2 separate regions of the Mus musculus genome follow, and region 2 is linked to region 1. A link is a loop called in an ENCODE intact Hi-C map of the cell type or tissue named here. Cell type or tissue: heart. All regions are shown on one strand. Links, peaks and the distances in the headings refer to the core of each region. The heading gives the core; the rest is flanking DNA.

Region 1 (15,538 bases), core at 7,147-12,146:
GTACCCCAGCAGTGCAGAGCATGTGTCTGTACCCCAGCAACGCAGAGCATGTGCATGTACCCCAGCAACACAGAGCATGCAAATGTACCCCAGCAATGCAGAGCATGCATCTATACGCCAGCAACACAGAGCATGCACCTGTATCCCAGCAATGCAGAGCATGCGTCCATACACCAGCAATGCAGAGCATGCATCCATACACCAGCAATGCAAAGCATGTGTCCATATCCCAGCAATGCAGAGCATGAGTCTGTACCCCAGCCACAGAGCATGTCCTCCAGCACACCAGATGGAAGGTGGAAACAGGAGCGGCCCAGAAGCTCATGGACCACCTGTCCCATGTAAGCCAGGACAGGAAAACTGTCTCAACCACAGTGAACGGCGAGACCCAACACCTGAGTGGCATGCACAGAGAGTTTTTAATGAAGGAATAAAACATTCCAGATAAAAATATTTTTTTTTTTTTGGCTAGGAGACTCATCTCACAAAAATTACCAAGGAAATTATAATAGACTGTAATATAAAAGTACACAAACTAGGTCTCATAAGAAAGAGAAAATATGTTGATAATATAAGGAAGTTTGCATATTTTTCTTTTCAGACCACAGAATGAAGCAAGAGAATGTTCTTAAAACAGAGCTGAGCTTTGGGCCAGCTCTGTGATCTTAACTAATTTCCTATTATTTGTTCTTTGAGCATCAGTCTTCTGTGAAATGAGCTTAATATGCTCTTGGTACAGTTGTTTAGACAGTTAAGGTGATTAAGATAAGGACTAAATGTCTGGCATAGTGTTTGATATCTAGTGGCTATTCACCATATCAGTGATGTCATCAAACCCTTGGTTATGTTTGTAAGTGTGCCCCAGGAAAGTTTGGCCTAGGGGTAAAAATAGAAGAATCAGTGCCCCAGGCTTGCAGGCAACCAGTCTAGATGAAACCACAAGGCCCAGTTTCAGTGAGAAACCCTGACTCACAAAATAAGGTGGAGAGTTAGAGGCAGGCACTCAGTGCTGTACACTGACTGCCATGTAGACACAGACATGAGCACATGCATGTGTGCTCACACTTATGCCATATGTACACACACCCCTGGTCATCACTACTCATAAGTGGACTCTGGGGGAGCAGCTGTCAGGAGTGTGCTGACCTGACCAATGGATTCACACATTTGTAGATTCGCAGTTGAATGGACAACTGGAAGACTGCACCTTACTGAAGTGCATCACTGGGGCTGTATCAGTACATCTTGTCTCCTGCCTCTACTAGCTCACAGGTGATTCCACTAGGCTGCTCTCAGGGACCTAACATCTGCTTACATCATCACCTGCCACCATCACCTGCCCCTGCCACCAGGTGCAGCAGATGCAGGCTGTGTATAAAAGGACTGCCTGACACCCAGCTCTCTCTGTTCTCCACATTCTCTCTCTCTCTCTCTCTCTCTCTCTCTCTCTCTCTCTCTCTCTCTCTCTCTCTCTCTCTCTCTCTCTCTCTCTTTCTCTCTCTCTCTCTCTCTCCCCCCTCTTTATCCTTGGAGCCCCTTTCTCCCCTCTCTGCTGCCCCCCATCATGGATCACTTGATGCCTCTACTCCTTCCCCAGGCCCCCACTCTTCTCCCTTCCCCCAATAAACTCGCTTATACCAGATCTGTTGCATGGCGTAATTTCTCAGGGGCACACCTTGCCTCTTTATATTTCATAACATCCTCTTTCTCTGTTTTTTCTCTCTGTGAGATGAGTTGCCTCCTCTATCACACACTTCTGCTGCCATGCTGTGTCTCATCAGAGGCTGAAATGTCCAGCCAAGAACCATGAACTTAAACCGAGAGCCAAGATAAACCTTCCTTTAATTATTTTTCAGGTATTTTATCACCATGACCAAAACAAAGCAAAACAACAAACAAACAAACAAACAAAAAACCCACACATAATTAAGGCAAAATTAATCACGAATGATAATTTGTGGTCTAAGTACAATATCTCTTTGTATTTGCACTTGTTTTCTATTCTGTACATTTCTCTGTGTGCTAGAATATTTGCTGTTTAAGAACATGCTCTAAAAAAAACTAAAAAAAAAAAAAGAACATGCCCTAGTCCTCAGTTGACAGTAACCACCTGCCTCTCCTGAGAGTGTAGAACAGGAGAGAGCTGGGCACAGAGCTATTGAAGAAATGTCCTCCAGCTGTGCCAGCAGGAAGAACCCATCGCTGAGATCCTTCTTAGGAGCCTTCTGAAACCTCACACCTCTAGACGGTATAACAACTCCCCTTACTGTATAGAATACCTCTGCTGCCCCAGCCATGTTCAGCTCCAACTCCTTACCCTTCCATGTTTTCTATGTCACCGGAAGAGGTCAGAGCCAGCAGTGACCTTCATGTAAATAAATCAGCAAGTAACTCTGTCTGCTTTAATCTTCTCAATCAAAAACACTAAGGCAATGAATTGCTCATTTTAAATTAAACTTCATATGCTCTGCCCTCCGAATTATTTAGAGCTTCCACGGACAGATTCACTCACAAAAAGTGAAAGACCCAAGGCTTGAGAAAAGATAAAGTAAAAGTTTAACACTAAATGTTCCTTCCTAAGCGTTCCTTTCAAACAAGGACAGGCTTAGCTGGGGGAAAAAAAAAAAATCATTGCCAAACCCGTTTTTTTGCCAGGAGCTCTTTGCATGCTACAAGCTGTGAAAAGGCGAGCCCGCCTGCCCTTGTGTTCGCCCGCCCGCGCCTGCAACCTCTCATGAAGGGATCATGTTTACAGCTGTGGCCGTCAGTGCTACCCATCCGAGAGCTGGGGTGGACTGTGTAAATAGACATAAGGGAACACTAGTGGACTGTTCACACATTGCAAGAAGGCTTCAGTGTGTACACCTCAAAGGGGGAAGTGTCCAGCATCGAGACGAAACTCCCAAGCTAAAACTGAACGTTCTGGAAAGGAAAATGGCTCCCCATTTCTCATTAAATAATTACCCGTATATTTCCCCCATTTCTACCTTGCAGCTGTACTTTGGGCCTGGAGATGTACAGCTGGAGTCTGAATGTGAAACAAGGACTTACCTGTGTCAGCCCAGTCATGAGCAGAGTGCAAAAGAGGAGCCTACGCATGATGCCGGGAGGATGGAGAGATGGAGAAGCGCCAGGCACAAAGCTCCCCTGTCTCCTGCACAAGGAACCACGTCTCCACCTCCTGGGCTTCAGACTCCCGGGTTGCACTTTCCGTCTGAGGATCTGTCCCAGTGCCCTGCGGATTTCACTGGACTTCTAGAAGCTCCTTGGGTCTGCACGGTGTGCGTCAGGAGGGGCCAACACCTTCCTACAGGGACTCTGCGAGAGCAAGTGGAGGTTGTTCTCTGAGGGAGGACGGACATCCTGTTCTTGAGATCCAAGCCCGTCTTCCAGGAGTTGGGTGGCATTGGACATCTTTCCCACCTTGCCCTTGGTCTCTCTGATTTCTCTGCCGGGTGTTGGTCCAGTCTCTCCCCATTTCATGTCACTTGAGTTTCATGTCCTACCAACAGCAGATTCTAGAGGCCTTTCCTGAGCTGGTGAGCAGCCCCCACCCCATGTCGTCCTATACTCCGACACATCTCACCCCTGGGGCAATGGTAAGGGGTTAACCTAGTGGGTGTAAGTAGACTCCCCACAGCACATTTGCTTAAACTAGGCTCCTATCTGCAGTTGTAGTTTTGTGGGAGACAACAGAAAATTAACCCTAGGTTTCCCCAATTAGGTTTTCCCAATTAGATTTTCCCAATTAGAAAATTGGAGTGAGAATTTTTTTTAACATACGAAACACTACAAGATGCCCATTAATACATATAATTTTGTTTTTGTGTATCAGTTAAAACAATCTTTAAAACTCTAAAAAGTAAGTTACTCTGAATTTGAACCATTTCTCCAGAAACACACCATGTGTGCACACACATGTGGCCACCAGCCTGTCCCCTCCTGTGTTGTCACCAGGACAAGAGTTAAGAGTATCCATTTTAACCTTTGTTCTTTCTCTGTCCAAGTCTTGTCTTCCTGAAGATCCAGCAGGCGAAACCTACCTTCCCACAGCTCTTCTCCCTTTGGCCTGTCACGTGATCTACAGTGTCCGGGCCTCTTTCTTCCCACCCTTATGAGCATGAATTTAGCACATAAGTAAGGCCTCCCACAGCGGTGACCTCTGGGAGGCTGTGCTCCCACAGAGCCAATAGCACATGAGCATGCACACATCACAGTAGCCTGCAGCTATATGTGCACTGGGCCACCCAGATGGTACCCTTCTTAGTTAGGGGTTTACTGCTGTGGACAGACACCATAACCAAGGCAACTCTTATAAGGACAACATTTAATTGGGGTTGGCTTACAGTTCAGAGGATCAGTCCATTATCATCAAGGTGGGAGCATAGCAGTATCCAAACAGGCATGGTGCAGGCATCTCAAGGCAAACAGGAGAAGACTGACTTCCACACAGCTAGGACAAGGGTCTTAAAGCCCATGCCCACAGTGACCCACCTATTCCAAAAAGGCCACACCTCCAAATAATGCCACTCTCTGGGCCAAGCTTATACAAACCTCACAGTACCCTTTTCATTTGCCACCCTAAGGTCTTGGATCAGTTAAATGTCTGGCAAATGGATCTTGAAGAAGGGCTTATGTTGGCTCACACTTGGAAGGCACAGTCAATCATGGCAGGGAAGTCATGGCAAGAACATAAGGCCACTGTTCACAATGCATTCACAGTCGGGAAGCAGAGATGAAAGTCAGAGCTCAGTTTGCTTTATCCTTATCTAGGCTGGGACCCTGTCCCGCAGGACAGTGCCGCCCAAATCCAGGGTAGGTCTTCCCATCTCCCTTAATCCTTTCTAAAAACACCCCTACAGATCCAAGGAAGGACATATTTCATAATTGGTTCCAGAGCTTGCCAAGTTGATAATCAAAACTAACCATCCCCGGGGTATCCTGCTCCTTGAGAATTAAGACAAAACCCCAGAGTGGCTCAGCAGAAGAGACTGTGCTTGCTTTTGATCCAGCCTGATCTTTCTCTTTTGATTGTCCTGGTTTAGTGATCATCTGGCCTTTGAACCCCCAGGCTCAGTGATTCCTGGCCACCAGACTTGATAACTTCTTCATCCCTGGCTAGTCAACGACATCTCTCTGGCGCTAACTCCCTGTTTCAGACATAAAGCTGCTTTCGTTGGCAGCGATTGGTCTTGCAGAGATTCATGCTCCTCCCATTCACTCTGTGGAAAACTGGCAGCAGCGGCCATTTTTCTGGAAATGTCTTCCTTTACTCTGAACTCCACTGTGGAACAGGGAGGATGTCACTGCTGTCTGTCTGTCCTTGCCTCTCAGTAGGAAATGGAGAACTAATTAGCAAAACCTCCTGCGGTTGAGAGGCTCTGGGCTACTCGCTGCCAGCTCCGGCTCCCCCAGACTTCTCTGTGCTTAACTATTTCACTGACTGAGAGTTCTGAGTGATGGGATATTTTTAGAGGCTGGAACTGCTGTGTTCAGCTTTATGCAGTAAAAGCTGTCCCGGCGTGTATCCATTTCCAAGTGCTTGCTATTCGGATCTAGTCTCTCACTATGATCTCATTCATAAACACTCAGCCTCTGATGTCCCCTCCAACAGACACAGCCCTAAGCATCTCTATTATGTGAAGCACATTTCGTGAGTTACAAGGATGTTTCTCGTGTATTATCTCTTTTAATTTCACAGCTCAGTGAGGTGAACAAAAGCCCTATCGCTGTCCTCATTTAACAGATTAAAAAGTTAAAGCTAAGTCATTGTGCTTGGTCAATAAAACACTCTTAGTCTTTGCCCTCTGGAGCTCTGCAATCTATTGGCAGAGCAGACCTTGAATAAATAAACACACAAAATATCTATCATTAAAAATTGAATAAAGGCTCATGACATAAAAGAGCTCAGAAGGAGTGACAGGCAAGAGCTAACTTAGATTGCAGTGGGGAGTCTGAGCAAGTGGCTTCCGAAGTTCAGAGGCAATGCCAGGTAAAGAGGGTTTCTGCCCCATGGCTCAGGCAGGAGGTTTAGGTTTGCCTCTAGTGACAGGACGCTGTCAGCAAAGGACAAAGCCCATTACTAAGGATATCTTCACAGCTAGTCTACCCGCCTCTGCAGAGGCAAAGTCAGAAACCTTAATGTTGGTCAGCAAGCTTGGCACAGGAGAAGCTCACTTCTTCTCCAATCTCTCTGGCTATGGAGCAGGCAATGTTCACCCTGTCTGAAAGAGCAACAGCGATTATTGCGTGGTAACCTACTGGAAAGAAAGCACACTCTGAGGGAGGGCCATGCTCCCCTCAGGGAAAGCAGACTGAATTATAATAACACATAACATCTGACCTGGCTTTCTGGACTCCCTATGGCACTCAGTGTTGTATATGAACCACCTGATTCTCCTGGTCACAATGTGGGATGGGTACCACTGCTATCTCCTTTGTTTGCCTTCCCTGGAAGCCAGTGTGTGGCCAGGACCAAAAGCTTTCTGTCACCCTGCCATATCCCACAGCCTCGCCACAGAGTCTATACATCACACAGTCGCCCGTATCATGGTAATTTGCCTGTGTTTTCAGTATATGTCTTTTTCCTGGTCTCCTCCTAGATATCAAGAGGGACCAAGAGTCCAATGGGACTTGGCTCAGCATGAGGTGTTAGGAGATTCACTTGGCCGCAGAGGTTCCTGTGTGGACAAACTTCCATGAGGAACTTCACAACGATGCATAGCCTGAAGCACCTGGCAGAGGTGGAAAATCCAGGTGCAGTCAGAAAAGTTGGTAACTGAAGCCCAGTTGGTGACTGACCTCTTGTCCGGGCACCATCTTAGCCTCCTACATTGCTGCTGTTCGGTATCTACTAGGAGGAAGTCGTGTGTATGCGGTGGTGGTATTGAAGGTGAGGAGGAAGGGTACACACCGATCCATTAGAAAAAAGTCCGTTCTCGGGTAGGGGTTTGAGGGTTAGAGCCAGAGAGGGTGAGCTTGTGGAGCCATCCAGCCCTTGGTAGGGGTTTGAAGGTTAGAGCCAGACCAAATGAACTTGAGGAGCCATATTCACGTTTGATATAAATCCTGGGAACACACGTGATGGCATGCACTGTAATTTGGAAATCTTCAAGCCTCAGGGTCAAAGCCAGGTCTGGAGCATCCGACTTGGAGCACGTGAGATGGAGTTGAGCACTGGCGTTCACTGCCCTTTGCTCCTTGAGTGGAGCTGTAGCCTGGGCTCCTGCCCCGGGACTCCCCATCACGAGGGGCTGCCCCCTCAGATGTGAACCCTTGACATGCGCTGTGAGTTCATTTCCTGACAGCAGTCGGAAAAGTAACTCACGCAGCCAGCAACGTCCACACCTGAAACAGATGGCTGAGGTTAACATACCAAACCGGACCTGGCCACCAGACTATCACCCCACCCCCACATTCCTCAGCCCCTACCCTTTACCAGGCTGTCCTGGCTGGCATACCCAACACCCGCCCCCTCCCCCCCACCCCTCACACACTGGGCTGCTCTTCTTTATTTAATCCAACCATTTTGATTATCCGCTCTTTTTCTTTGTCCCATTCGGTCTCCTGGCTGCTGCTCCTGGTTCCCCTCTCTTCCCCCCCCCCCCACATGGTTCAGCTCAGGATCACATCTACACTGGCCTCCCCCAGGTGTCTCTGCCTCTGGGTCTGCTCTCCCACATATCTATGATAAACTTTCTCCTCTGCCATACTTAGAAGCTATGTCATTGAAGCTTCCTCCTTATTTATATAAGGAAGGAAAATAATATTCTAAATACCAGTGATAAGCATATGTATTGTTGCCAAATATTTGATCACTGTGTGAACCCGATATTGTGTTGCTTACTGGAAAAACCTGATTCTATTTGTGGTGTGGCTCACCCATTGTGGTGTTTATAAAGGATAAGGAGAGAAGGGATGTGTTTTGGCGGATGTGCAGTCGGGTGCGGGCCCATGCCGAGGCATCCCTTTCCCCCTGAGGGACCAGCCACATGATGGTGAAGTGTAGAATAGAGCTTATTCAGGGCGTGAGGAGGGGAGATGAGAGGATAGTAGAGATAGAGAAGGGCAGAGAGAGAATAGAGAAGTAGAGTCCGACCATGAGCATGTGGAGAGAGAGGAGGGAGGGGAATGGAGAGAAGATACAGAGCAAGAGGACAGAGTGAGAGCAAGAGAGCAAGAGAGAGAGGAAGGGGCAAGCAGCTCCTTCTATAGTGAGTCAGGCACACCTGGCTGTTGCCAGGGAACTGTGGGGCAGAGCCTAGACTAAATGCCAACACTCATAACACGCAACCTTTAATCCCTCTGGCTGGAATACAGACGCACCCTTAGTACATACCTTTAATCCCAAACAATGAAGGTAAAGTTAGTTTGTATAAAGAAGCACCTGTGTTTGATGTCTAATTGGGTGGCAGACAAAGGGATGAATCAGAGAAAGATTTGACAGAATAGAATATGCCCAACTCTCACAAGGGCAGAGAGGAAAGGGAAGCTACTTTGGGGAGCAGAGCAAAAAGGGAGAGGAGGCAGTTTTGTGGGGAGAGTTTTACAGAGACAGGTTGCAGAGAGAGAACAAGCTAGACACAGGTGAACACAGAACAAGTCAGAGAAGGAGAAGGAGCCAGAAGATTAGAATAGATTGCCAGATTTAGTATGAGGCCAAGCAGAGCAAAACGTCAGAGGCAGAGAGAGAAGCCAGATTGAATCAGGCAGCTTGGAGTCGAAGCAGCCTGCCAGACCTCAGAAAGCATGAGCTTATTCAGCAGTAAGTTCCAGAAGCTGAAAGCATTCTAAGCCTGGGTTAGATTATATGTAGGCCAGAAGCTTCCAGGCAGGGCTAGGCCCATAGTAGCAGATTGGGGCAGTAAGCCACAAAGAGAACAATTAGATCAGGCGAATAAAAGATACTTTTACAGTGTATATTCTTGAGGACATTTACTGGTCATTTAGAGTTGTGTCCATTTACTTATACTAATTATTGAGCGTTTCTGTTAAATGTATCTCCAAATTTTACCAAGTTCTACTTTCAAGATTCCAACATGAGTGGGTGGAGAGATGGCTCAGCAGTAAAGAGTACTGGTTGCTCATCAACAAGACTCAATTCCCAGCATGTACATGGCAGCTCCTAACTGTAACTCCAGTTCCAGGGGATCCGATACCCTCACACAGACATACAGGCGGGCAAAACACGACTCAGTGCTTTGCCTACGTGACTGCAGTGAAGCAGGCATGAGAGAAGGCATGTTCTCCCTTCCTCCACTAACCGTATGCAGCCTTGTTAATGAACACTTGTGCAGTCCCTGAGGCAGCCAGCGATGGGGAGAGGGCCAAGGGGAGGTAGTGCCACTCCCATGCAGGGGGAATGGAGAAGTTACAACGTTCTGCTTGGCTGTTAATGAACCAGGTCCCTAGCAACCCTCAAACCACATATGCCCTGCCCTGCCACCTGTATAGGGCCTGGGTCAGAGCTTATTGAAAATAAGCAGGCGCCCTCGTTCCACGGGCGTAAAAAAAGCAAGACCAAATGTAAGTCCGTGCGGTATAATTCGCTCTGTCATTTGTTTTTGCAGAGGGAATGCTGAGTGGGAAGGAGAGCTAAGTTAATTAGCCACAGACACAGAAAACCGCCACATGAAAAGGAGGGAGGGCAAGAGAGGACCGAGCATTAACCATGCTCCCGAGTGCGGTTGGAGCTAATGTCACAAGCAAAGAAAAGCACGCAAATGCAGTGTGCTGTTCCTGGCTTTCTTTTTAACTTGGAGTTTTTTAATAATGCGTCATGAAGGTGTGTGGGGAGGGAGAACACAAATGCAGTGCCCATGGAAGCCAGAAGAGGGCGCCACAGTCTCGAGCAGTCCAAGCAGAGCTACCAACCTTTGTAAAACCTGTAGACAGGTTTACTGAGAGGGCTGTCAGCCTTGGCTAACAAGATGAAAGGTAATAATCATGACAGGATGCCCAGTGAGATGCTTTAACGTATATGTGGCATGCTTATACTAATTGTTGGTTTTTAACCTGAAATTCAAATTTGGTCATATAAGCTTGTACAGGGCTTTCTTTTATCCTGGATCATGTAGAAAACAGACTATTTTCAAAATAACAGGTGCGCTAGCTAATTTTATGTCAATTTAACACTAGCTAGGGCCATCGGAGAGGAGGGAGCCTCAAATGAAAAAACTGCCTACCTAAGATGGGGCTGTGGGCAAGGCTGTAGGGCATTTTCTTAATTAGTGATTAATGGGGAAGGTCCAGTCCATTGTGGGCGGTGCCGTCCCGGAGCAGGTGGTCCTGGGTGCTGTAAGAAAGCAGCTGGGCAAGCCATAAGGAACAAGCTGGTAAGATGCCACTCCTCTGTGGCCTTTACATCAGCTCTGGGCTCCAGGTTGCTGCTCTGCTTTAGTTTTTTGTCCTGACTTCCTTCGACGATGGACAGTCATGGACCTGTAAACTAAATAAATCCTTTTCTTCCGGAGTTGCTTGTGGTCATGGTGTTTCATCACAGCAATAGTAACCCTAAGACATGTTGCAAAAAACCTAACAAGTCTATATTTCATGTGATGATGGGCATTGGGAGCTTCAAGCCTTCGTGTTATTTTTCACAGGCAGATAGAAAAAACTTATTTTTTCTTTGTCCTCTTAAATGAGATTAGGTGTTGAAAACTCCCTTCACCCATGCAGCTTTCACGCTGTTTCCGGACTTTCCAGCTCAAAGCTGCACTAGACCCTGGTGGTCGGTAGATGGCGCAACGGGTCAATGTTCCAGCCGAAGGCTCTTATGGTCGCTGTCAGGGAAGAAAGGAGGCGCGCGTTTGCCGCAGAGCCTTGCATTATTGATCTCTGCTGCCGCAGAGGTGGGAGGAGCCCCGCCGCCATCTCGCCCAGACTCCTGCAGTAGCGCTAGGATGGTTGCTGCAAGAGGCTTTTCCATCCCTACAAAAAGTCCTTGGCTGGGTAGGGAACGTGCATTGCTCCTTCGCAAACATTCGGCTTTTTCATTCCATAGCAAGATCAGATTTCTCTGTGATGAGAATCATTACACACTGCGTTCTGAACAGCGGCTGTAGCCTTTGAAATATTTAAATCATTTAAATCCACATTTGTTTTAAAGTACTACCAAGTAGTGATACATAATATACCAGCAGCAGAAAGACAATGAGATAGTGGAGCTGGGGCGGGGCGGGGGTCCATCTCTCCTTTTGGTTTTCCAATCACAAAACATGCTTATATAGATAAACGGAAGTACTCTTCACATAAAATGGTCTCGTTGTGTCGATTTAAACACAGCCAAGTGTTCACCAATCATTGTCACCGGAAATTTGCACAATTGGACAGTCAGAAATGCTCTGACAGTCAACCGTGGGTGGGGCCTCCACGTGATCTCTGCGGTTGGAGCCTCGCCCTTCTGACCAGTAGAGGGCGACCAATCGATTAAATGGGAATCTCAGACAATGCAAACACATTTCAGAGTAAACAGCGAATGTGTTAACGCAGCAGTCCTTTTATTTGGTCGGTGTGTTCTCTGACTACAGATTTGTAGATTAGAATGTAGTATTGTTCTCTTTCTTTGCAAATCAGACATAGGAGGCATCTTTATGTTGTCTCATTTGCATTCGCCTAAATGAAATAAGTATTTAAACGTAGTCCAGAGCGACTCAGCTCACAAATCCTAGAGTTTTTGCACCTACAGCCTTCAAATGCAACTCTCCATCTTCCCCTTACTTCTCTTCCTTGAGACTTCCGAAGCATTACACAGACTTTCACGGGAAACACATCTTCCTTTGCTTTGAAGTGGATCCTGACCGAGCTCATTCTTGTATACAATGGGACTGTCAGCTGACAGAGCCCTCCACAAAAGATCCCCCAAATAAACCCGAGTCAAGATTTCACCGTGGGAAGCATGTTTCCGTCCTGGATGCTGCTACTCAAACGTCATTTGAGCGCTGGGTGGGCCTATCACAGAACAGTCTCAAGACTTTATAGCCAACCTTAGTATATACAACTGCTGCAACCAAAAATTTTCATTCTCAAGCTTAACTATCCCGATATATTTAGAATTTTAGCTATATTTAGAATCCTTTCCATCAAGTTACCTGTGGTCCCAGGTCCAGCTTCTGTTAGGCTGAGAGCCATCATTATTAGGCTCCTCCTCCGCCTTGGTTTGGGTAGGGATTCTAGGTTTCGCAGCCTGCAGGTCACATGGTCCTCCTTTCTATGGTTCACTTGAAGCCTGGAGACTGTGAAAGACTTCCTTTCCTCCCATTCTAGGAAGAAACATCACCGGGAACCCCGTCAGACTACAGGATATCCTCCTGTCCCCAATAGAAGCAAAGGATTCCAGAAACTGCGTCTATAGTTTGCTATTGCATGAAGTAAATTTTGTCCCAGTGGGAACAAGATAATGTTAAGGAACCGAAGTGCCTCTGTCATGAATGGCCTGCCATTTCTGGAAGGTTATAAAAAGGAGAGACAGAAGGGTTCCCATGATGGAGACCATGGGGACTCCCTTTCCTCCGGCATCTCGAAGCTTTTCTCTGCTAAACACTTCACATTGTTTACCAGCATTTCCGATCTGTAGCTTCCTTCAGTGCCGCCCCTCGCTAAGCGAGTGCATAAAAAATTCACTTCCAGAAGTGGATGTCAGTCTCAATCCTAAGAAACTGCGTTACTGCCTTTTGCTCGCTGTAAAAGAAATAACTCACGGTCACGTGATACAAATGTTGGTCCTGAGAAAACACACATGGGAGCTTGCCAGGAAGCAATCGACAGGAAGCGCAGCTGTGGGAAAGAAAGCTGGGCTCTGTCGCCCCTGGGAGCGGGGGAAGAAAGCTGGACTCTGCCGCCCCTGGGAGCAGGAGAGCCATTTCAGGTCAAGGGGCCACTTCTGCCACTCAGCTCATTTCTCAGGCCATCTGCACTATTGTTGGGATCAGTAACATCCCTAGACAGCAAAACAATGTAAAGTGACTGGAATATTCTATAATATAGAATACTAGTGTGCTATTAAGTACCAAATGGATGACTGCTGTGAATGGTGAAAAGACACTTTAGTTGTATTTAGTTCAGTTATTTAAATTGAGATAGCCACGTGTAACTAGAGGCTACCATGCTGGACAACATAATTCCGGAGTCATGTGTTTATTTGTTGATTGATTTTTTTTTCCCTTTTTTGGCCAATGATTACCACACCCTCTATTTCATGATTATTCTAAGACAGTCTGCCAAAAAAAAAAAATGAAAAAAAGAACAGAGGAAAAGGAAAGAGAAAAGAAACGCAGCATGATCAAAGGAGAACTGGCCTGACTTTATTTTAATTTTTTTAATGACAAGACAGTGGTGGAAGGAAGCAATACACGAAAGAGAACGAGAATCAGATGCACATAGCACATAGAATGGGCAAGTCGCTGCCTTTGAAAGTGAAATACTTCTCTAAATGTCTGCAAAGCAAGGAAAACAAAGGAGGCATGCAGGAGGCCAAGTTGGAATACCAGTTGACAAGTGTTTGGCTGCCCTACAGCCTCAGTCTCTCCTGCATGCAAAGCCCCATGCTCACCCATCTCCCCAGATTGTAGGCCACGTCCCTTAACATCTCGCCTTAGTTACTGTTCTATTGCTGTGAAGAGACCATGACCAAGGCAACATACAGGAGAAAGCATTTAGTTGGGGGCTCGCTTACAGTTTCAGAGGGTTGGTCCATGATCATTGTGGTGGGGAGCATGGTGGCCGGCAGGCATAGCTCTGAGTGCTTACGTCCTGCCTTCTGGCCCCATCACCAGACACAAGTCCCTCAGTCCCACCTCTGAGGGACTGAACTTTAGAGACAGAAAAGTGACTTCTCACTGGGCTGATGATGGCGTGGGCGGTGCTCAGAATCTGTGGAGCAAAGGGTAAAGAGCACTGCCCTGAGGCAGGAAAATGGGACCCGGCGATGGCCTCAGTGACAGGCTCAGCGTCACAGGAGACCTGGCGTGGCAGCACTCTATGACTAGGTTTCCTGCTCTGTAAAATGGCATAGATTTAGTTCTGATTTCATAAAGTTAAAAAGAAAACATTTAATGGACCCAACAGATACTCACCATTCCTAGGATAGAAAACCACTCTATATTAATTCTATAATAATACTAATGTCAAAGCCCGACAGCATTCTGGATTCTGGATTTGTGTCAGCCTCTCCTATTGGGTACCATAAGAAGCGCATTCCTCTTGTTTCCTCTTTTCATGTTTTATTAAGCTGTGGTTTATGAGTTTCCATACCCTTGGAGTAAATTGTCGGTTTTGCTTAAGCTAATTCAGATGGACTTGTGGACCTGCCATGAGAAGACTTCCTGTCTCCTTCCCTACACACGAGGCCAGGCGAGCTGCAAGGACCTGTCTTAGCTCTGTTTTCTGTTGCTATGGTAAAACTCTAGGACAAATGCAACTAAAAGGGGGAGAGCAGGGAGGGTTATTTGGCTCACAATTGCAGTTCTGGTCCATCACCGCAGGCAAGTCAGGGCCGCAGGAACCTGAAGCAGCCAGTGGAGTTATATCTTCAGTTGAGAGCAGAGAGCAGTAACTTAGTGCTTGCCTGCCTGCCCATGCTTAGCACCTCTGCTCTTCATCCAGTCCAGACCCAGCATTCCTGGTGGGTCTTCCTGTTTCACTTAATCCAATTAAGAAACTCCCTGCCAGGAAGTGGTGGTACATGGCCTTTGATCCCAGCACTCAGGAGGTGGAGGATCTTAAATGGCTGTGTAAAGAGACACAATGACCAAGGCAGCTCTTATGAAGAGCAACATTTAACTGGGGCTGGCTTACAGGTTCAGAGGTTCAGTCTAAAGGATGGCAGCCTCCAGATATGGCACTGGAAAAGGAGCTGAGAGTTCTACAGCTTATTCCAAAGCGAACCAGGAGAAGACTAACTTCCAGGCAGCTAGGAGGAGGATCTCAAAGCCCACACCCACAGTGACACACTTCTCCCAACAAAGCTACACCTATTCCAACAAGGCCACATCTCCTAATAGTGCCACTCCCTGGTCCAAGCATATTCAAACTAACACACAGAGGTAGGCAGATCTCTTGAGTTTGAGGCCAACCTAACCTAAAAATCGAGTTCCAGGACAGCCAGAGCTACACAGAAAGACCTTGTCTTGAATGAAAAAAAAAAAAAAAAGTTCCCCACAGGCAGGCCAATCTAATGTACACAATTACACAATTTGTCATTGAGATTCTATTCTTTCCCTGGTGATTCTAGGTTGTGTCAATCTAGCTGGTGACTACCATCCCAACACCAAACCTTCACAGACTCTTACCACAGGTAAAGGACATAGAAAAGGATGGATGAACTCAGTCTTAAAGATACTGCCTTTATTTAAAATCATCCAGTCACTTTATTATAGTTATAATATAATTATGTTATATTACTGGACATGTCATGTTCTGGCCCACACTCCACCTCCCCCCCCCCCACACACACCCCATTCTCTTCCAATACTATTATGATAGGAGACTTCTTACTGCTGCAGTGAGAAGTTGCAGACCCATTGTAGAGGTTATCTTTTTG
Region 2 (15,538 bases), core at 6,975-11,974, 440 kb after region 1:
ACCTGTACTGGCTAATTTTGTGTCAACTTGACACAGCTGGCGTTATCACAGAGAAAGGAGCTTCAGTTGAGGAAATGCCTCCATGAGCTCCAACTGTAAGGCATTTTCTCAATTAGTGATCAAGGGGGAAAGGCCCCTTGTGGGTGGTGCCATCTCTGGGCTGGTAGTCTTGGGTTCTATAAGAGAGCAGGCTGAGCAAGCCAGGGGAGGCAAGCCAGTAAAGAACATCCCTCCATGGCCTCTGCATCAGCTCCTGCTTTCTGACCTGCTTGAGTTCCAGTCCTGACTTCCTCTGGTGATGAACAGCAATGTGGAAGTGTAAGCTGAATAAACCCTTTCCTCCCCAACTTGCTTCTTGGTCATGATGTTTGTGCAGGAATAGAAACCCTGACTAAGACAATACCTGTGACCCAGATCTTGAGGGTGAAAGATACAGGCTTTTGATTAAGAGCTTAATGCATAGTGGCAGTGAAAAGCTTAGGCCCAGACATGGTGGTGGTATATGTCTTTAATCCCAGGAGACAAAAGCAAGCAGATCTCTGAGCTCAAAGCCAACCTGGGACAGAAAAAGTTTCAAGTAGAGAAAACCTTAGTTCCAGGCATGATGGTACATGCTTTTAATCTCAGAACTCAGGAGACAGAAGCATGCAGTCTCAAGTTCAGTCTACAGAGAAAGTTCCAGGAAAGCCAAGCTTAGGCAGTGAAAGAGTTGGAAAACAGAAAGCTGGTGATGATGTAATAGAACAAGAGGGGTGTGTTCAAGCCCCAGCAATCAGGAGAATTTGGTAGCTTCAGCCATGTGGCTCTGGCTTTAAAGTCAAGAATAGAAGGGACCACTAGGACAATTGATGCTAGTTAGCTGGAGCTAAGAAAGTAGCAGCAATTAAGAAGAGACAAACATCATGGAGGTGAAATCTTCTGGGAAGTGTTTTCTGAGACCACAAAGAAGCTCTGTTCCAGAAATAACCAATGTTGTACTTCATGCGGCAGCTGGACTTGGTAATGTGTTTAGTCACCAAAGTGGTACTGGTTTTGAAGGTATAAAGGGAACATGAAGAACAGCTGAGACTTGGCACTGTGAGAGGCCAGGAAAGGCCACTGGTGAAAGTGCAGCCTCAGTTGTCAGTTGCAGTTTACAGTCCAGGAATGAAGTTGAAGCTTGGCATCATGATTGGAGCCTCTTGATGAAGTCCAGTTGCAGTGGAAAATTCCACAGTACTGGAGATGTCAGTTGCATGGAATGACCATCACAAACAGAAGCAGCAATGGAGGGGAGTCAGTCAGAGCCTAGAGTGCTACAGAGGACAGAGCTGGAGAAGGGGCCCAAGCCCTTTGGAGGAGCCCAGAATTTGATGTGTGGGTACCAGAAATTGGAACAAGAAGCTGTGAAGTTGAAGTTGCCTTGGATACCCTAGGATGTTAGAAGTGTCAGAGCTGTGGGACACTAGTCAAAGAAAGCTGCTAACAGGGAGTGTAACCAGCCAGAGAGAAATAAGTTTGTTGTAGTCAACTAAGACAAAAAGAGTTGGACATTAGACGTGGAAATGCAGAGTTTGGAGTTTGCCCAGATGGTTTGTGATCTTGCTTTGGTCCAGGGCTGCACATGAACCTCAGTTGGGTCCTCAATCTGCAAGAAAACGGGGTTCTGGTACAGGTGGGCAAGGAGTTGGCACAGATGACAAACAAATACGAACACAAGGGAGTGTGATATCTGAATGTAATTTGTCAAATTGAACATCAGACTTTTAGTACAGAAGAAAATTGGGAAGTTAGGTGACACATCAGCAAGGTACAATGAGGTTACTGGATGCTTAATGACTCTTACACAAAACAGAGGAATGCAAGCATAAAGACTGGCAGGAACTAGGCAATAAAACAACTGAGACAAAGTTAGCTCTATCTAAGGTCAGCTGTATTCTTAGAAGCCAGGTGTGAGGTATTTACACTCCCCGGGCAAGGGCTTTCACGCCCAAGCCATAGTTCTTCTTCTTCTTCTTCTTCTTTTTTTTTTTTTTAGAATTAATTTTTTTATTAGGTATTTTCCTCATTTACATTTCCAATGCTATCCAAAAAGTCCCCAATACACTCCCCCACCCCCACTCCCCTATACCCACTCCCACTTTTTGGCCCTGGCATTCCCCTGTACTGGGGCATATAAAGTTTGCAAGTCCAGTGGGCCTCTCTTTCCAGTGATGGCCGACTAGGCCATGTTTTGATACTGGCTTTTTTTGTTGTTTTGTTTTTTTGTTTTTCTTTTGTGTTTTTTTGTTTGTTTTTTTTTTTTTTTTTTTTTTTTGGTTTTTCGAGACAGGGTTTCTCTGTATAGCCCTAGCTGTCCTGGAACTCACTTTGTAGACCAGGCTGGCCTCAAACTCAGAAATCTGCCTGCCTCTGTCTTCTGAGTGGTGAGACTAAAGGTGTGCACCACCATGCCCAGCTTCCAAGCCATAGTTCTAATTAGGGAGTTCCACTCTAGCTAACCTTCTCATGAATAATGCAATATTCTAGTTCCTCCTTAAACCACAGTTTGATATACTTCCAAAACCACTGTAAATTCCTGTATATGTGAGTAGTTTGCTTTTATTCTAAGTGATTGTATGGGGGGACTTCTACTAACAAGTAATGTAATCTGCCGTACCTAACTATAATAAGAATTCTAAACTTAGTTGCTAAGCTTGCCCTGAGATTTCTAACTCTCTAGTAGATAGTAATGCCTGATTTCTTTCACTATCTCTCTTACGATACTAGAGGCAATTCTGAATGTTACTGAATAGGTAACATTCTTACTGAATTCCAAGCCCAGAGTCGGCTCAAGGACTACCTAGGGCATTGGTGAAGGCCAGGAAGCAAAGTTAGATTTTGCTTAGGTATTTGACAAGCTATTGCTTAGAGGCACCTATAATAAAACAATACTGAAAGAAAGCACACAGATCCATTCACAAGGACAAGTTTGGAACATTTGTTATACTAGATGCCAGGGTTCCAGGTTTCAGGAAACTAAGTTTCCATGAACTTTTCGCCTCGGGACTGCTTCCAGGTCACATGTATTACTACTGGAGTGGATGTAGCAGTTCAGTATTTCCTCACTATGATGTTTTGTAATGATAATGTATATCTTGTGTTATAATATGTTGGAAGTATATGATCTGCTTTTTTATTTAGATTTTATAGGGGATTACAGTAAAGAGATTGCATGAATCTCAGAAGAGACTTGGAAATTTTAAATGTTGATACTGTACTAGACTATGGGGACTTTTGAAATTAGACTAAATATATTTTGTTATGCTATGGCTAGGTATGACACCCCCTCCCCCATAGCCTGCGGGTACCAGAGAGTGGAATGTGGTGATTTGAATATACTTGGCCCATGAGAAGTGGCATTATTAGGAGGCATGACTTTGTTGGAGCAGAATGTGGCCTTGTTGGATGAGGTGTGTCATGTGAAAGTGAGCTTTGAGTGCCTCTTCCTGACTGTCTGTGGAAGGCAGAGTTTCCTTCTTGCTACCTTTGGATCAAGATGTAGAACTCTCAGCTCCTTCTACAGCACCATGTCTACCTGCACACTGCCATGCTTCTTGCATTATGATAATGGACTGAACCTCTGAACCTGTAAGTCAGCCCCAATTAAATATTGTCCTTTATGAAAGCTGCCTTGGCCATGGTGTTTCTTCACAGCAAATAAAACTCTAACACACACACACACACACACACACACACACACACACACACAGAGGCACGCGCACATGCGCACATATATGACTCATAGGCTGCAGTCCATCTAATCCAACAATGGCTAGCTGTGAATGGAAAGTCCAAGAATCTAGTAGTTGCTCAGTCCCACAAGGCTGGGTATTTCAGCTGGTCTTCTGTATATGTAAAAATTCTGAAGAAGTATATTCCAATGGAAATGAAGGAATGGTTGTGTGAGCAAGGCAAGGCAAAGCAGGCAAAAAGCAAAAACCTTCCTTCTTCCATGTCCTTATATTGGCTTCCAGAAGAAGGTATTGCCCAGATTAAAGATGTCTTCCCATCTCAAGTCTAGATAAAAAACCTGTGTCTTCCCATCTCAAAATCTGAATCAGAGGCTTATCTTCCTACCTCAAAGTTCTGGACTAGAAGTGAACTCACTGACTTTCAACTAATCAGAAAAATCTCTCAATCTCTCACAGGTGTGCCCTCCATTTTTGAATTATAGTTCTGTGGTGGTTTGAATATGCTTGGTCCAGGGAGTGGCACTATTAGGAAGTTGGCCTTGTTGGAGTAGGTGTAGCCTTGTTGGAGGAAGTGTGTCATTGTGAGTGTGAGCTTTAAGATCACACAAGCTTTAAGATCCTTTTCCTAGCCAGTCTTCTGTCTGCCTTTGGAACAAGATGCAGAACTCTCAGCAACAAAGTCTTTCATATTCCTACAAGGATGGCCCATTAAGTCCCACTTAAAGCATTCCATTGCATTTAAAATCCAAAGTCCCAAAATCCACATTCTTCCAAACAAAAGCATGATCAGGCCTATCACAGTAATACCCTAGTCCCTAGTACTAACTTAGGGTTTTATTGATGTGAAGAGACAGTATATCCAAGGCTGACTTATAGGTTCAGAGGTTCAGTACATTATCATCAATGGAAGAATTGCATCATGCAAGTAGACTTGGGGCTGGAGAGCCTAGAGTTCTACGTCTTGATCTGAAGGCAGCCAGGTGGAGACTCATTTATGCAGGCAGCAAGGAGGGTCTTTTCCATACTGGGCAGAGCCTGAGCATAGGAGGCGGTAACATATGACATACTTCTTCCAACAAGGTCACACCAACTCTAATAAGGCAATATATCTTAATACTGCCACTCCCTATGGCCGATCATTCAAACCACCACATAGTCTAACTTTCTGAAACAGTAATGCCTAACTAAACACTTTCTTTTCTGAGTTGCCTTGGTGATGGTATCTTCTCACAGCAACAGAAAGGCAACCAAAACAAGCCCTAGAACTTGGCAAACATAAATCCTTTACATCTGGATTTTTTTGTTTGTTTGTTTGTTTTGGTTTTGGTTTTTTTTTTTTTTTCCAAGACAGGGTTTCTCTGTAGCCCTGGCTGTCCTGGAACTCCCAGCACTTAAGAGGCAGAGGCAGGCGGATCTCTGAGTTCAAGGCCAGCCTGGTCTACAGAATGACTTCTGGACTTTTTAACTCAGCGTGAGATGGTTAGCCCATGTCTTGACACCACGACCTGCTCCTTTTGACTTTGACAGCAGCGATCCATGTGTAAACACAGTAAACACAGACCCAAGTGACTGGCAGCCATGGCCATGCCTGTTTACTGCTTCCTTCCTTCCCCTCTTGAGTGTTGTCAAGAATTGTATAAAGAAAGGGAAGTACCTCAGCTGCACTCAAACTTGTAGGAAACAGTCCAGAGCCAAGCAGCCGAGGGAGGAAAGACACTACAAGCGAGACAGCTCTGGCTGCTCCACAAATTAGCTATGTGCCCTTCTAGAAGCTACCAGGTGTCTCTTGAGTGTTGTGTTCTTCGAAGGCACAGCGCAAATGGCAGCTTCTGCACCTCTCGGGTCTGCTTGAAAGTTAAAGGTTAAAGGTTAAAGGTTGTTAAAGGTGTGCAAAGGTCCTCAGGAAAGAGCTGCTCCCTGGAGGTTACACACGAGCATCCAGACAGCAGTGGATAGCATCTGGGAACCTGAGATGTTGATGTCCCAGTCCTCAGGCATGGCCTCTGTCATTCCTTTCAGTCTAAGCTTGCCAGGCATGCGCAGACAGAAGTTTCTCGGCGCAGGAGACTCTCTATAAACAGTTTACATCCTTGGGCTGCTTTCCAGGAGGGGCCCAGCAGATGCTCTCAGCAAGGAGCTGTTATCCCATTCCCCAAACTCAGGATGGATTCAGAGAGGAGGGGTGCCCAGCAACCTCAGACAAGCCTTAGGCTTGCTGCCTTTCCCCCAGGCCACAGCTCTCATTGGGTGGAGACTGGCTGTCCTGACTCCTCATGGAAAGGGTTCCAAAGGCAGAGGTTTCCAGAAACTACTCTGAGGCTCATCTCAGCCCATTTAAGGACAGCTATGAGAAATGAGTTCATCTTCTCTCCTCTACCACCCCTTCCATGCCTTCCTTTCCTGTTCTCCTTTCAATGCTGACAGCTGCCCCTCCCCAATTACCCTCGTTTCAGCCACTCCACAAGGAGTGTTGTTTTCCCCCAACCCCTAAGATCTAATAATAATGTTCGAGGCAGAAAGTTCAAGGCTGAGCTAATAAATATGGGACTATCAGGCCTGTGTTACCAGGCTCAGCTACAGCCATTTCTGACGTGATGATCCAACAGGTATACAGTGACTGCCTACAATGTCATAAGCAGTGTCCTACATGCTGGGGACACCTCTCTCTCTCTGTCACTACATATATATATATATATTGTCAAGAATAATGTTTTATTAAATAATTTCTCAAAGCCACCTTCCCATGTTTGTACAAATAATACAAATGAATACAAATTTTCATTGTTTTAACAGCTAAGTAGTACTTCATTGTAAGAACACACCACAATGTGTACCACTTTATTATAAAGTTTTAAAAACAAGCCACATTCCCTTTGTTTATAATGTGTGGTACAACTTTAAGTGTAATACTTAGGCAGACCTGGGGCAATCTGATTGAGGACATTTTGGGCAATGTTCCCTATGCAAGAGTGGAGAGACTGGACTGGCTCAGTCTGAGACACTTTCTATGGTAGAGGGGGGAAGTTCAGTGGCTGCGATCAGTGCTGGCTGGTGGCCTGAGAGTTCACACCCGGACTGGCTCCCATCACCCTCCAGTGCTTTAGAAATAACCTGGATTTATATTACCCACACATAGCATGGTGCCATTGTTCTGCCTCCAGGATCCCTGTCTGTGCAATAAATTCTGTAGTGTACTGAATAAACAAAGGGAAAAGAAAGAAATAAACTTAAGATTGTGAAATGAGAGCCAGGCAGTGGTGGCACATGCCTTTAATCCCAGCGTTAGGAGGCAGAGGCAGGGGGATTTCTGAGTTCGAGGCCAGCCTGATCTAGAGAGTGAGTTCCAGGACAGCCAGGGCTACACAGAGAAACCCTGTCTCGAAAACAAAAACAAACAAAAAAGCAAAACAAACAAAAACCCAAATCAAAAGATTGTGAAATGAGAAGTCAGAGGTGTGTGTGTGTGTGTGTGTGTGTGTGTGTGTGTGTGTGTGTGTGTGATACAGTCCTGCACAGGGCTGTAGGCAGTGAATCCTTTGCCCCATAGTTACAGGCAGCAAATCTGTTTTGGTGAGTTAAAAAACACAGTTAAAAGTTCTTGCTTCATATTCCCTCCCATTATCAGGCCCAGGCTCGTTTGAAGCTGCTCAAGAATAAGCAGTGTGAAGACCGCAAGTTCTGTCTCCGGGAGACACCTTCTCAGGCGCTGCAGTAACCCAGAAGCCCGGGGCATTCCTCACAGTTTCTTATCTGGGTGGTAAAAGCAGGATGCAGCCTAATTGGTTGCTGGTTCTCTCTGGTGAACGCAAGAGGTTTCTGTTTTAAGAAATAAAGTGACTTCTTGGCGGTTGATTCACTGCCCCACGGGGAGAGGCTGAGCAGAGGCTTCCTCTCCGTAGAGATTTGCATACAGCATCCACTTCCTGCTCGAGAGCCTGCTCCACCACTTACCTGGGACTGGAGAGGGCGAGGGAGGTCTGAGCGGCCCAAGGTGGATCCCCGTGAGCAGAGCCAGCGACCACCCCCTGGGCCGTCTGTCGGTGGCGATCTTAGGTAAGTGAACTCACTGGTGCCTGGCTGCTCTGACCTCTTTAACCACTGGCCGGCTTTCCAGTCCACTGGCTTCTCTGTTGCCACAAGGTCCTGATCTCACTTCCCTCCGCCCTCCGCCCTCATGCCCCCACCTTTACCTTGTCCATCTGGAGGCCAGTTTGAGCTGAGACTGTGACAGAGTTCCAGCAGGAATGTGGCGCCAGTTTAGGGTTTCTCTCGGGCAGGCCTGGCTGAGTTTAACTCTATAAGGAGAGGCACACAGCACTACACGCTGCCGGGTTGGAGTTTTCAGTACTCATAGTCAGCCATCAAGAAATCAAAGTACGCAGTGAGTTCAGGGCCAGCCTGGGTGACGTAGCAAGAACCTGTCTTTAAAAACGAATCAAAACTGTTTCTCCAAGGAGGGAGCCATGGTAGAAAGGATTAAGTACTTGGCTTTCAGCCCAAGACACGTCAGGGACTGCGGGAAGGCCAACTCCCAGTTTTTCTCTATTTTATGCTGGGGGAAAATACCAGCCTCACATTCTTGGGTCAGAAAGTGCTCGCCGCCCCCCCCCCACATTCCCCCCCCCCCCAGGCCTCCATTTCCTTTAGCCAGTGGTTTGCTGGGTCTGGATGGTGCTGGGGAGGCCAGAGAAGAAACACTGGATCTTGGAAGCTGCCTTCTCTGTGACTTCCTAGTTCACAGTGGCCTCTTAGACTAGAGACTTTTTCTAAGGGTGTCGTGGAAAGAAACCAAATTAGTAATTGAAAAAAGCAGAAAACGTGCTTCCAAGTTCTCCCTCCACTTTGGTGTGGGTGCATCTCTTAGGCAATTCTCTTTGGCTCCCAGATGCCTGGATTTCTTCATCCACAAAGTGTGTGTGTGTGTGTGTGTGTGTGTGTGTGTGTGTATACATATGTGTGCACTCACACACTAACATGATTATGTCTAAATTCTTTTCTAAGAAACCAAGGCCAGGGTAGTCCCAGAAGGGTACTACCATAATGGGTGGTCTCTAAAACTTGTTTTGTTTACTGATTACTACACATATATATTTTACCCCTGCTACTAGTGCATTAGGAAGGCCTTTGCTTCTATTTTTCCAGCCCCCAGAACCTGGCATGTCATCAGATGCTGTAGAGGCACTCAATCTTGCACGTAAACTTTGAAAAAAAGTTTTTTTTTTTTTTTTCTCAGTTTCCCTCATCTGCTTTCCAGGGTGAAGGTCAAGCAGCTGTCAGGGCAGGCAGCCTGTGGTGGGGTGGTGGGGTGGTGGGGTGTTGGGGTGTTGGGGTGGTGGGGTGGTGGTGAGGTGGGGGTGGGGTAGCAGCTGCAGCTCTGCAGGAGAGCAGCCTAGAATCCAGCCATCATTTCTGGCTTTAACCACGCAGGGGGAAATGGGATTTCTTGAATTTAGCTCATGTCCCATGTGTTTACTGAGAGTCAAGGCAGGCTCCAGAGCTGGCAGACGATCCTGCTGCAGAGGCCAGGAGCTGGATCGGAAGGCACTCCAGGCCCCAGCAGTCCGTGTGTGGGCCTTTAATGGGAGGAGGGGAAAGGGAACAGAGCAACCACCCAGCACCATGTAAGGCTGGTGACTATGATTAGAGTCATCACCAGCTGGCAGATACGCTGGGTTCTTAACCTTTTCCAAACCACTGCTTTAAGAAACGTTATTATTGTTTCTTTTGAGCAACTACTTACTGTCAATACAGTTCCAGGAGCTTTGGGTATTGCTAAATTCTCTGTAGGGAATCCAGGCTCTGGTCTATAGCCTCATTTCTCTGTATTCTGGAATAAGGGCACGTTTGCTTGTGGTGAGTTCCTGATTCTTATTTCAAATCCTGAAGTGTTATCATCTGAAAGTGGGGTAGCAGCACTTTGATGGTAGAAGTGCCACCACAGCCACTCTTAATGTGGTGCTGCTCTCCCCAGTCATTCCACACAGGACAAGCGTTAGGGGGCAAATGATGCAGCCATTCTGACAGGTTCACTTTGTGGGGCCGCCTTAAGCAGGAGGGAGGGTCAGACAACGTTGCAGGATACTGTGGGACAAGAGAGTTTCTTAGCTTAGTGATTCTCAGAGGGCCCGAAGACACACAGTGTTCGAGCCTGCACGTCCCTGAATGAAGGGATTAGTGACTTTCAAATACACTGAAAATTAAGAGGAGAAAGCCCTATTTTCAGGCATCAGCAAGATAGATTACGGTGGCGTAGTTTGTCTAAATTAAATCAATGTCTTTCGTGTTGCAGAATGGAAATCTCAGATCCTGAATTCAAATCATTTTCTGCAGCAGGCAATTTTAGATTAGCTTTAAAAAGCATATCTGTATGAACTGTAGGCTCTAGGAAAGGATGCAGGTGGAGGTGTGGTCAACTTCCAGGTCCTTCCGTAGCCAAGTAAATGACCCTTAAACTTTGATCCTCTTTATCAAAATAGTCCAGCTGACCTTCCACAAGAAGCATCGGATGGCTGGAATCTAGACGCTGTCCTCCAGGCCTCTCCTATTTCTTCTCAATGTTCTGTCTCCCAGATAGTTTCAGTCATGAAACAGGGTTTCCTCTCCCCGCTCCCCTCCAGTGTTCCTTGTCTCCTGCCCAGCTCTGGGGGGCATCCCAGAGCCCATGTGTACTCCAGACTCGGTGCTCTGCCCACTCTTCTGTGTACAGGTGTGCATGCAGGTGTGTGCTGCGTGCAGGTGTGTGCTGCGTGCAGGTGTGTGCTGAAGGTGTGCCCCCAGGCCTTCTTGGAGACAGACCATAGACTAGAAAGCAGCCAAGGAAGGGTGGGTTTCCATCCAGTGGCTGCCCTTAGCATGTTGCCACTTTGGCTCGATTCCCTCATGGCATTGCTGAAAGCAAGATATTTGGGTAGATGGGAGACCCTCGTACAGCCTGTTCCCTTTGAACACCCGGCAGACCCAATCTGCATGGGGTCTTGGCAACTCCCTCAGCAATGCAGGACACCTGGCTCCTCTGCCGTGGTGGAACCCTGTGCCCAGCCTTCTACTGCTCCTCTCAGGCCTAATGCCCATCTCTGAACTTTTCCTATCCCAAGTCATCTGCCTCGACATCCTGGCCAGTGGCCCACTCTACACCGGCGTGCCTCTCCCCTGCGATCCTTCCTGACCTGCCATGCACACAGACTACAAGGTCTTTCTCCCATAGCGGTAACGATCCCAGGCTTTTTCCTCTCTTCCATCCCCTTCCTGTCCCTTCCGCTTCACTCTGTGGCCTGAACTGAGTTAGGAATCACAAACAGATGCATTAGAAAGGCCACCTTATGGGAAGCAGGCAGGCAGGCGGGCAAGCAGGCAGGAAGGTGGGCGGCCGGCCGGACAGACAGACCATGGCAACAAAAGCTCCTGAACTGGCTTGAAGTTGTTTCTCTCCATGTTTCTATCACCAGCTTTCAATGTGGTAGGCAGTCTGTTCCCAGAAGTCTTCCTCCCCATTTCAAGTTCAGCACTAAGTCCCAAGTCCACTTTGCACGTCAGAGTGTTATGACTGCCCTCAGCCTGTTGTGAGTCTTCCTCGTAAGATCCAGCAAATGTTCCCTTGTCTCCAAGGCTCACACCACCTCAAAGTCTCTGGTAAATCATCGTAACGGAACAGCTTCTCTCTCAGGCAAATTCTGCCAGCAAGCTTGGAAGTGTTTGCTCACTGGGGTTTGAATCACTCAGGTGAGCCAGACAGTTCCCTCCAAACTAATCTACTACTAGGGAAACCAATTTGATGGTAATTTGCATACATTTGGGCAGTAGACAAAGAAATTTACAGATAGTTTTAAAGATCTGTGATTAGACATACTAAAAAAAACCCTATTAGTCTTTGGGGCCAGCGAGATGACTCGGCTTGTAAAGTTACTTGCCACCAAACCTGACAACCTGAGCTTGATGCTAGGAATCCACATGGTGTAAATGGAGGACAGATTCCTGACCAATTGTCTTCCTGGGTGCCATGGCATCTCAGTGCAACATATAAACAATCAATAAATGTAAGAAGAAAATTCAAATTATTCTCTGGAGAGTAAAAAATACCTTGAGAATCTATGACTGAAAATATCTGATCCAGATCTGGTGGAGGGTGGCGCATGCCTTTTGTTCCAGCACTTGGGAGACAGAGGCAGGCAGATGTCTGAATTACAGGCCAGCCTGGTCTACAGAGTGGATTCCTGGACAGCCAGAGCTACCTAGACGAAACCCTGTCTTGAAAAACCAAAAGAAAAGACAAGACAAGAAAATATCCAAATTAGAGTTTAGGATCCTCCCAATTATTAATGCATGTATTATTAATGCATGTTTTTATTTCTTATGCTCACCTGGAATATGCTGTTGTATGCCTTTAGGACTCTTCAACTCTATCAGTAACCCAGACAGTATTTAAAAAATAAAAAAAATAAAAAAAAGTTCAGGCCTAGGAAGATGTCTCTGTAGGGTAAAGTGCTTTTTGCCCAAGTTTCAGGACTGGAGTTCAGACCCACAGAGAGCACCCAAGAGCCAAGCGGGTGTGGCAGCCCTCCTGGAATCTCCAGTGCTTGGGAGACAGAGCCAGAAAATCTGAAGAGCAAATTAGCTGGGAGAACTACCACAACGTTGAGGTGGGGAGACACCTTGCCCCAGTATATAAGGTGGAGTGTAATGGAAGAAGACACAGTGTGGGACTCAGTCCTCCACACGAGTGCACCTGCAATTGAGGACGCTTGACCTGGATCTCGGGCCTCCAAAAGCAGTCGAGCACGTACACATATGTACTGTACCCCCACCAAACAAACACGCAGACACACATTTCTTTCAATCCGGCCTACATAGTGGTACATACCTATAATCTCAGCATGTAGGAGGTGAAGGCAGGAGGATCAGGATTTCAAGGCCAGGCTAGGATCCATGAGACACAAATCCAATCCTCTGGTGATCAGCTAGTCTTGATTACTTAGGAGCTGTTAGGCCGTTTATGAGTTAGGAAGGCTGCTCACTCCTGCCTTCCTCTCCCTGGCTCTGCTGTTTGTCTTCTTCCAGGGACACAATGCCTTCATTAAGTCCCACCCGTCCTTGCCTCAGAGATGTCTCCTGGAAGCGATCACCTTTCCAGCTGCTTTGCCCGCATTTATCATCACCCTTTGTTTGTGCTCTGTCAACCAGGTTTCAATTTATTTTGAATTCAGTTTATGATTAAAATTTAATGAGATCCAATCAAGTGCTTTTTTCCAAATCAAGCGGCCTCTGCAGTCTGATGGCAGCCTCCATTGTAACTGCTTGAGGCAGACACCCTGGCTTCCTCTTAGCAGCTTTCCCGAGCACTGGAGGGGTGTGTCCAACCCTTCAGGTCAAGGTGAACGCTCTGAATCCTGCCCTCCCAAATACACAGCCTCTGTCTCAGTGGCGGGCTGTCCGTTCCGCAGGCTCTAGGGCTGAACTGCTACTGGCCATAGGACCTCGAGAAAGTTCTTTAACTTGCCTGTACCTCATTCCCCCCCCCCCCCGCCCCGTTATAAAACAGAACCAACAGCAGTACCTGTCAACTCAGATCACAGTGAGAACTACATGAGTTACTATCTATAAAAAATCCTTGTAACCATTTTAGGAATAACCACCATTCAGTGAAGATTAACAAAAGACAGGTCAGAGAGGGCAACCTTTCTTAGTCAGATCCATGTTATCTGGCTTACAGTTTGCCACACCAGCATAATTTTTATGTGCAGTTGGTAAACTGTAGCCCTTGGGCTAAACGTAGTCTATGAGGTCTTTCTAGTCTTAGCCCAGTGCCAAGAATCATTTTTATGTTAATTTATATTTTTTGTTGTTGTTGGGTTTTTTTTGGTTGTTTGTTTTTGTTTTTGTTTTTTAAGACAGGGTTTCTCTATATAGTCCTGGCTGTCCTGGAACTCACTTTGTAGACCAGGCTGGCCTTGAACTCAGAAATCCGCCTGCCTCTGCCTCCCGAGTGCTGGGATTAAAGGCGTGTGCCACCACGCTCGGCTTACATTTTTTGTTTTTTAGTGATTTTTTAAGTGTGTGTGTGTGTGTGTGTGTGTGTGTATGTGTGTGTGTGTCGGGGGGTGTAATATGCATGTGAGTGCAGTTGCCTGTGGTGGCCAGAGGCAGCAGATCCCTCTGGGGTTGCAGTTACAGGTTGTTAGAAGCCATCCCACGTGGGGATGGGAACAGAACACAGTTCCTCTGGAAGGGCAGGAGATGGTCCCAACCATTGAGCCATGTCTCCAGCCCCTATCCTTACACATCTAAAGGGTTGTTTAAAAAAGAAGGAAGGAAGGAAGGAAGGAAGGAAGGAAGGAAGGAAGAAAGTAGAGAGGCATTAGGAGACGGCTCATGGATAAGGACACTTGCTGTGCAAACATGATGTCCGAGCTCAAATCCCCAGCACACGTGGAAAGGGATGTGCATGCCTGTGTCCCTGTTGTCCCAGTGCTGGGTCAGGGACAGGTGGATCCTAGGACCTCACTTGTCAGAAAGGCTAGGGTCAGTGAGAGACCCTGTCTCAGAAGAATAAAGTAAAAGCAACTGCCCTGTCTCTATGGGTGTGTACGTGCACACACAGACACACACACTCACATACTTATGCACCTATATACACACACATACACCTGCTCTCACAGTCACTCACAAACACACTCACACACACACTCTCTCTCACACAAACACATACATGTGTAAGCACATGCATACAAATGTGTACGTATCTGTGCATGTACCACACACACAGTGAAATACAATATATGACCCATAAAGCAGAAAGGATATTTTATTTGGCTTTTTATAGGAAAAAGTTGCCAGCCCTGGATCACAGTGGCTTGTGGCAATTGCTAAGAATCCATAGGTTGATCTGCCTTCACCAAGCTCTTGTGTGGCTTTGGAAAAGCTCCTTTGTGTGTCTCATTAAGGACTAGCAGAATGCTTCCTGATACCCTGCCTGTGGACCAAGGCCAGACGAGCTGATGTGAATCCAGTGTGGTGGGAATCCTCTCCTAGACAGCCAGGAGCATGTGACACGCCCACTACCTGGTGTACCATGCAGGAGACAGCATCTAGAAAGCCGTGTGTCTTGCAGTGTGGAGCAGGCTCTATGCTGGCCATGCTAGATAGACCTCTTTAGCCTCACAACTATGGGACGGAGCTGCTAATCCTTTCTGTTTGTAGATGAGGCCCCGAGAAGCTAAGTAACTCTATTGTGGTCATAGCCTTGACTTACACAGCTGGTAGAGAAGCAATCAAAATCTAGAAGTCTGTACCCAGAAGCAGTTTAGTTCTGTGTAGCTGTCACTCCTGAGGAATACAGGTTGGTCCAGGGTAAGGCCACTTTTAAGTTAGAACCACAGTGACAGGTTCAGTGACACTACTACTACCTGGTATACCTGCAGGGGACAGTGAACTTCGAGCATAGCATTAGGTCGGTTCACTTGTGTCCTGAGACAGTCTTGCTTTGCAAACAGGAAGGGGTAGGAAGCTATCTGATGGACGTGCAAGAAGGGGGGCCAATATGAGCAGAAGGACAGAGGCCCTGGTGAGATCATAAAGCTGCTGTGGAGACTACTGGCCTCCTTTCTGAGACGCTGGTGAGTTAGGTATGATATGCTACTGTAGGACATGGACGTTGGGGAAAGACCTGAGCAGAGCTCATGGCAGCTCAGGGATACTGGCTGAGCTGTGTACAGAGAAAGGCTGGAGAGGGGAGCATGAACAGTTCTGTGGGAGGGACACCAGGGGCACACATTGTCAGCAAGTATCAACGCTTTCGACTGCTGGATAAGATCTTCTCTGCAAACCCTATC

What was found. Hi-C counts contacts between places; a loop is a spot of excess contacts. Peaks named below come from ENCODE experiments on the same cell type or tissue, not always from the same donor. Only the 100,000 strongest peaks of a DNase experiment are listed, where the experiment ranks them.
Region 2: a loop joins it to region 1, with 3 times the contacts of the local background. A loop is called at or near these places in 4 of 42 quality-filtered maps.

What each region holds. Positions count from the first base shown.
Region 1 is chr10:39,160,542-39,176,079 of GRCm38, forward strand. Ccn6 (cellular communication network factor 6) reads right to left here and starts at 3,253. Exons shown (of 5, transcript NM_001127376.1): 1 at 3,052-3,253. The coding sequence starts at 3,099. In heart, for the core only: CTCF peaks have their summits at 9,828 (motif pointing right), 10,732 (motif pointing right) and 11,417 (motif pointing right); DNase peaks (open chromatin) are centred at 10,810 and 11,380; H3K4me3 peaks cover 1,495 bases; H3K27ac peaks cover 1,270 bases; H3K27me3 peaks cover 303 bases.
Region 2 is chr10:39,605,581-39,621,118 of GRCm38, forward strand. Traf3ip2 (TRAF3 interacting protein 2) reads left to right here and starts at 7,354. Exons shown (of 9, transcript NM_134000.3): 1 at 7,354-7,766. It overlaps Gm16364 (predicted gene 16364), which reads right to left and starts at 8,102. Exons shown (of 6, transcript NR_152259.1): 1 at 7,904-8,102. In heart, for the core only: no CTCF peak of the experiment used is centred there; DNase peaks (open chromatin) are centred at 7,821, 8,521, 9,241 and 10,601; H3K4me3 peaks cover 2,962 bases; H3K27ac peaks cover 4,147 bases.